Linked DNA regions of Homo sapiens: region 2 is linked to region 1. Evidence: read pairs that join two places in POLR2A ChIA-PET (ENCODE). Cell type or tissue: GM12878. All regions are shown on one strand. Links, peaks and the distances in the headings refer to the core of each region. The heading gives the core; the rest is flanking DNA. Region 1 overlaps PSMB9 (proteasome 20S subunit beta 9). Region 2 holds the start of LOC105375018 (a long non-coding RNA gene).

Evidence for each region. ChIA-PET counts read pairs that join two places held together with the same protein. Peaks named below come from ENCODE experiments on the same cell type or tissue, not always from the same donor. Only the 100,000 strongest peaks of a DNase experiment are listed, where the experiment ranks them.
Region 2: POLR2A ChIA-PET joins it to region 1 with 11 read pairs; 2 of 35 experiments call an interaction of 5 or more read pairs at or near these places.

Annotation. Positions count from the first base shown.
Region 1 is chr6:32,855,490-32,858,401 of GRCh38, reverse strand. PSMB9 (proteasome 20S subunit beta 9) reads right to left here. Exons shown (of 6, transcript NM_002800.5): 2 at 2,197-2,264; 3 at 1,008-1,139; 4 at 268-397; 5 at 1-38. Among named protein-coding and RNA genes, the nearest start is that of PSMB9, 2.8 kb to the right of the region's middle. In GM12878, for the core only: no CTCF peak of the experiment used is centred there; no DNase peak of the experiment used is centred there; H3K4me3 peaks cover 906 bases; H3K27ac peaks cover 611 bases.
Region 2 is chr6:31,689,423-31,692,334 of GRCh38, reverse strand. It overlaps ABHD16A (abhydrolase domain containing 16A, phospholipase), which reads left to right. Exons shown (of 20, transcript NM_021160.3): 8 at 417-531; 9 at 655-756; 10 at 1,733-1,796; 11 at 2,208-2,257; 12 at 2,631-2,754. LOC105375018 (a long non-coding RNA gene) reads right to left here and starts at 2,686. Exons shown (of 2, transcript XR_926696.2): 1 at 2,369-2,686; 2 at 1,019-1,577. In GM12878, for the core only: no CTCF peak of the experiment used is centred there; no DNase peak of the experiment used is centred there.

The DNA of each region.
Region 1 (2,912 bases), core at 1-2,500:
GGCTGTCGAGTCAGCATTCCTCCCAGGGTTCCATATACCTGGGAAAGGGATCCTCAGGTTAAAGAATCATCAAGCCCTTCCTTCCCACTGAGACATTAAGTGGTCTCTGCACCCTGCAATGAAGCCCTGGTATCTCATATCCCCAAAGTACTATGCTTTCAGAGGTAGTGTCCTTGGAACTCATTGCTAGAATGACATAGGACTTCCATCTTCCTCTGCAGGAGAGTGGGGAAGCCCAGAGGAGAGAGTGCTTTGGGAGAAACTCACCTGACCTCCTTCACGTTGGTCCCAGCCAGCTACCATGAGATGTGCAGACAAGTCCTCTCGATATTTATAGCTGATATTTCTCACCACATTTGCAGCAGCCAAAACAAGTGGAGGTTCCTCCAGTTCTATCCTGAGGGAAATATTAGGAATAAAGGTTGATAGAATTTTAAGTCTCATTCTCCTATACTGTTACCATCATCCCTGCTAAACGACCCCTGAAAACTGTAACTGCAATAGCTCAAACTGCAGCCTCCCTCCCACATGTACAGGGGAACCAGAGTCCCACACCACCAACTGGTAAGAAGCTTTCAATTGCTCACTCTTTTGCTCAGCCCCACCCACATAACTTTCTTTTGGCTGCAAGGACCCTGCTCTTATGGGGAAAAGCAGATAAGGTTACTTCCGTCCCAACGACCTTGATTTCTCGTATGGTAACTGCCTGATATTATGGTGGGTCACAATATCACCTTCTTCCTGATTATTTATATCAGGATAGTGATTTACAGCTTTTAAACTGTGTTCACATATAGAATGTGGTTCTCAAAATAACCGTCTCATGAGGTACTATATTATCTCCACTTTACAGATGCAGAAACTGACAGATTCAAGTGCCAGCAAGAGCCGAAACAAGACTTTTCCATTTCCCAGTGTCCAGCTCCTGGAACAGCACACTGTACAGGGATTCATGCAGGTTGGGGGAGCTCTAGTGGGTGGGGAGTCAGAACTCCAGAGCTTCATACCCATGGAGCTCCAGCTGGTAGGCGGCCATGTCGGCCACGGCTTGGGCATCAGCAGCTGAACCAGAGAGTGCACAGTAGATGCGCTCGTGCAGCGGGGACAGCTTGTCAAACACTCGGTTCACCACCGCCTCGCTGTCAGGAGGGAGTCAACAGTCACCAAGTTAAAACTCAGGTTTTTTTTTTTTTTTTTTTTTTTGAGACAGTCTCACTCTGTCACCCAGGCTGGAGTGCAGTGGATCAATCTTGGGCTCACTGCAAACTTCGCCTCCCTGGTTCAAGTGATTCTCCTGCCTCAGCCTCCCGAATAGCTGGGATTACAGGCACCCACCACCAAGCCCAGCTAATGTTTGTATTTTCAGTAGAGACAAGGTCCCAACATGTTGGCCAGGCTGGTCTCAAACTCCTGACCTCAAATATCTGCCCACCTCGGCATCCCAAAGTGCTGAGATTATAGATGTGAGCCACTGCACCCAACCAGAACTCAGGAATTTTTGAGGGTGATCATTCAATGTCTCTCAAATTTCTTTGACAAGAGAATAGCATGAAGTTTAATGCTTGGATTAAAGCAGGAGGCAAATAATCATCTCAGATATTATTAATCACTGCAGATGTTAATCAAAATTAGGCTTATTTTTCAGGCTTAGATTTTATAACAAAGCAAAAAATGCTAAGGTAAGAAAAATATGCCTCATCAATTTTCTTTGCTATTAACAATCTTGAGAGAGTTATGTTCTATGGAACATAATGTCAGTAATATTGACCTAACCCCATATACTCATTTTGCATGTGAGGAAATTGGTTAGGAGTGGGAGAAGAGACAAAATAGTTCAATATATGGTAAATGAGAAACCAGGTATCTGCTTGACAGAATCATCTTTTTGATCCCTAAGCACAGATGGAAAGAAGACCCTCAAAAATCTATCTCCTGTCCCCCTCTCAGACCCTATTCCTTTACTCATCCCTGTACACTACTGGGACAGGTCACATACACATTCAGACCCCAGATCCTCCTCCACAAATTCAGAGACCCAAGCACCCACCAAATAGCTTATCATAGTGGCTTTTGGGGAAGGTCAACTCCATTCCTCCAAGGCTCCAGTTTGCCAGTCTTTTCATGAATGGGTAAGGAAAGTGTGTATTTGAGGCCATTAGCTTCTTTCCAAATGCATACATCTTCACTTTTACTCACCCTGCAGACACTCGGGAATCAGAACCCATCACAACGCCCCCGTCAAACTCCACTGCCATGATGGTGGTCTGCAGAGACACAGAATATGGAATGTCAGGGCAAGAACAGCCTTGATGCCCTCATGTTAGAGAAGAAGAAACATTCCCAGAGAGGCGAAGTGACTGGCTCAAAGATTACACAGTAACAGGCCAGAGCTGACTGTCAGTACAGGCTTTTTTTCCCTTCATCTTTCCACTTTCTCTATTGCTTCATCCGGCTGCAGGGGAATGCCACAGCCCAGCTGTGATACAACACAGAAAGAACTGTGTCCCTAAGTTCCAACTTGCCTAGTGGAATCCTCTCCACTGTAGAGAGGTGGAGATGAGGCTCCTACAGGTAGAAGTGAAGCAGCTCCGCAAGTGAAAATTATCTCCAACGGAAGGGCTCATAGTATGTGCAGATGTGGTGTAGACCCAACACAGAGTAATTGACTATGATCTTGGGAAACAAGGTCAGTCTATTTTTTTTTTTTTGGTCCACAATCCTCCACTCTCACCCCCCATTTCATCAGAAGTGAGCTCTTCCAATTTACTGAACATTGGAAAAAATCGAGGAGGGCAGTGGTTAGCATGGCCAGGGGCAAGGCAGGAGAGAAGCAGCAAGGAACACATACAGATGGTTGAAAATAAAAGTTTCAGTTATGGAATTTCCGATCAAGAGGTAAATACATATCTCAG
Region 2 (2,912 bases), core at 116-2,615, 1.2 Mb after region 1:
GCAAGCCATATTTGAGGTTTTGAATTATAACCATCATTTTTTAAAGCATTATTTATTTGGGGACCTTTAATATGTTGTACTTATATTTTAACAGAATCATAATCTGATGATAACTTTGCATTTACTTATTATGTATAGACAGTTACATCATAAAACTCTCAGAATTCTGTACATACAGGATATGTGTGCACTGAGCCACAATATAAAATGTTTATCTTACAAAGGTTGCAGTAAGAAAAGTTTGCAAAACACTAGCCTGGTACATATTTCATTAAGGCTTGAAAGAGGAAAGTAAAGCTGTGAAGGTCAGGGGTAAAGCAGGCCTTACAGTCTGTGAGTGCTAGGGCTGGGATGGTCCCCAGCACAGTCCCCAGGCCTCAACAGGGTTGGGGTTTGTTAACCTGTGTTCCCCACAGCTACCTGGTGGCGCACACCCTAGGGCGCCGGATGCTGTATCCAGGCTCTGTGTACCTGCTGCAGAAGGCCCTCATGCCTGTGCTGCTGCAGGGCCAGGCCCGACTGGTGGAAGAGGTGAGGCTTCCCTGCCCGCACATCCCCTAAAGCCCTCCCCTCTCACCCCCACCCACCCCGCCCCACCCCTGTGATGTGGCCTCCTGACCCTTGCATCTTGGCCATTGCGTCTTCCGTACTCAGTGTAATGGGCGCCGGGCAAAGCTGCTGGCCTGTGATGGCAATGAGATTGACACCATGTTTGTGGACCGGCGGGGGACAGCTGAGCCCCAGGGACAGAAGCTGGTAAGAGGGAGCAGAGAGCCCAGAGGTGGGGTGAGTGTGAGGAAGGCAGTAGAGGTCTGGGGACCCCAATGCTATAGCACCTCCCTGAAGGAACCACTACTGGGGATAATCTCATGTCCTAGCTCCACGCTAAAGACCTTGTGATGTAGTGAAACCCTGTGATAGAGAAACAGATGAAGTAGGAGAGACGTTCAAGGACGAGAAACTAATATTAATAGTTACCACTTTGACAGCACTTCACACTTATATATATTTAATTCTCATATATATATGAAGCATATATATTTAATTCTCAAAAGAATCCCGTGAGATAGGTACTGCTTATATTAGCCCATTTTACAGGAGATGAAACTGGGGCACAGAAAACCTTTCCTGGACCTCACAGTAAGTGGTAGAGCTGGTATTTGGACCCAGGCAGCCTGGCCTCAAAGTCTCCTACCTCCATGAAGCAGCCGTGGAAAGAGCGCTAAGCCAGGAGTCTAGGGAGCTGGGTTCTAGTCCTGGCTCTGCCCATCTGTTATGAGAGTTCATGCAAATCCCACCATTCGTGGGTTTCAGCTTGGGGCGCCATGGCATTACAGTTTATCTGACCATAAGACTGGAGCTCAGAGAGGGATAGGGAGAGCAATCAGCATACCACACAATAGCAATGGTCACAGAAGATAACAGACCCGAAAACGAGAAAGGAAAAACATCTCCATAGTCCCCTTCCTGAAAGAGATCCAGCTGGTAATCTTCCAAGGAAAAGACATGGCTGGGTGGTCGAGCAGGTCAGCCTCTGAGGAGTATTTGTAATCCCTTTGCTTCTCCTCTTATGGACCCTGTGGAATGAGAAGCTTCCATTCCCCTTGGAGAAAACAGAAACCTGCCCTTTCCTCTTCCCTGCAAAGCTCTTCATGGGCTGCCCTCCCTGCCCAAAGGGAGTTTTTCAGTCCCAACTTGGCCCCCCAGCCCTTCCTTCCTGCCTCCTTCCTAGGTGATCTGCTGTGAGGGGAATGCTGGGTTTTATGAGGTGGGCTGCGTCTCCACGCCCCTGGAAGGTAGGACGGTGACTCAGCCTCCTTATCTCCGCCCTTTGAAAGGGAATGTCCCTGCCTCCCACACTGACCTGACCTCCCCTGGCCTCTGCTTTCTCTGGGTGAGGTTTTGAGTCTCTCAGCTTTAGGGAAAAGTCCACTCGCCATTTGCTTTGATAACCTTACATCCCTCCCCTGGCCTGTGTCCCTAGCTATTATGCTTTTCATTCTGTTCCATTCCCCCACCACACACCCCACACAATCACATGCTGCTCCCTGTGCTGCCTCAGAACCTCTGGTGTCATCTCCTATTTCTGGGAAGGCTTGGAGTTATTTGCATCTAAGCTGGGGGGTACTTCTGCTCTTCCTTCCCCCAGGGATGGAGAAAGGGCTGTGGGCCACAAGGTCTCAGTCCCTCCTCCCCCTGTGTTACAGCTGGATATTCAGTCCTGGGCTGGAATCATCCAGGCTTTGCTGGAAGCACGGTGAGACCATCTCAGGAATCCCTTCCTTTTCCTGAATTATGTCTGTTTCCCTCTGGTCAGCCATTGGAGGGAGGAGAGGGGCTGTGGATTTCTTGAAGGCGTCCCACTCACCTGAGGGCTGGGGTCTAGGAGGTTGTGAAGGCAGCATTGGGAGCCATGCCCCCATCCCCACAGTGCGGGGCTAGCAGGAGAGGAGGAGGTAGATCTCATTGTACACATCCGTCTTCTGGAGAGAACAACCTCTCCTACCATCCCTTCCTTCTACACCTTCTCTGCCTGTCATAGGTGGCTGCAGGAGGGGTCCACGTTGGGAGGGACAGGTGAGCTGGCCTTTGGTGCTGACACACTCCTGACTTTGCCCTTTCTCCTGCAGGGGGTGCCATTCCCGCAGAATGAGGCTAATGCCATGGATGTGGTGGTCCAGTTTGCCATCCACCGCCTAGGCTTCCAGCCCCAGGACATCATCATCTACGCCTGGTCCATCGGCGGCTTCACTGGTACCAGCCTCCCTCCCATCCCCCACTGTAGACACATTCATGACCACCCAGCCCCACCCGGGAGAGGTGGGGAAATGGGGTGGGGTGGAGGCTCAAGGAAGAAGAGAGAGGAAGTAGAATCTCTGAGTGGGCCTGGAAGAAGCTATCCTATTTGCATA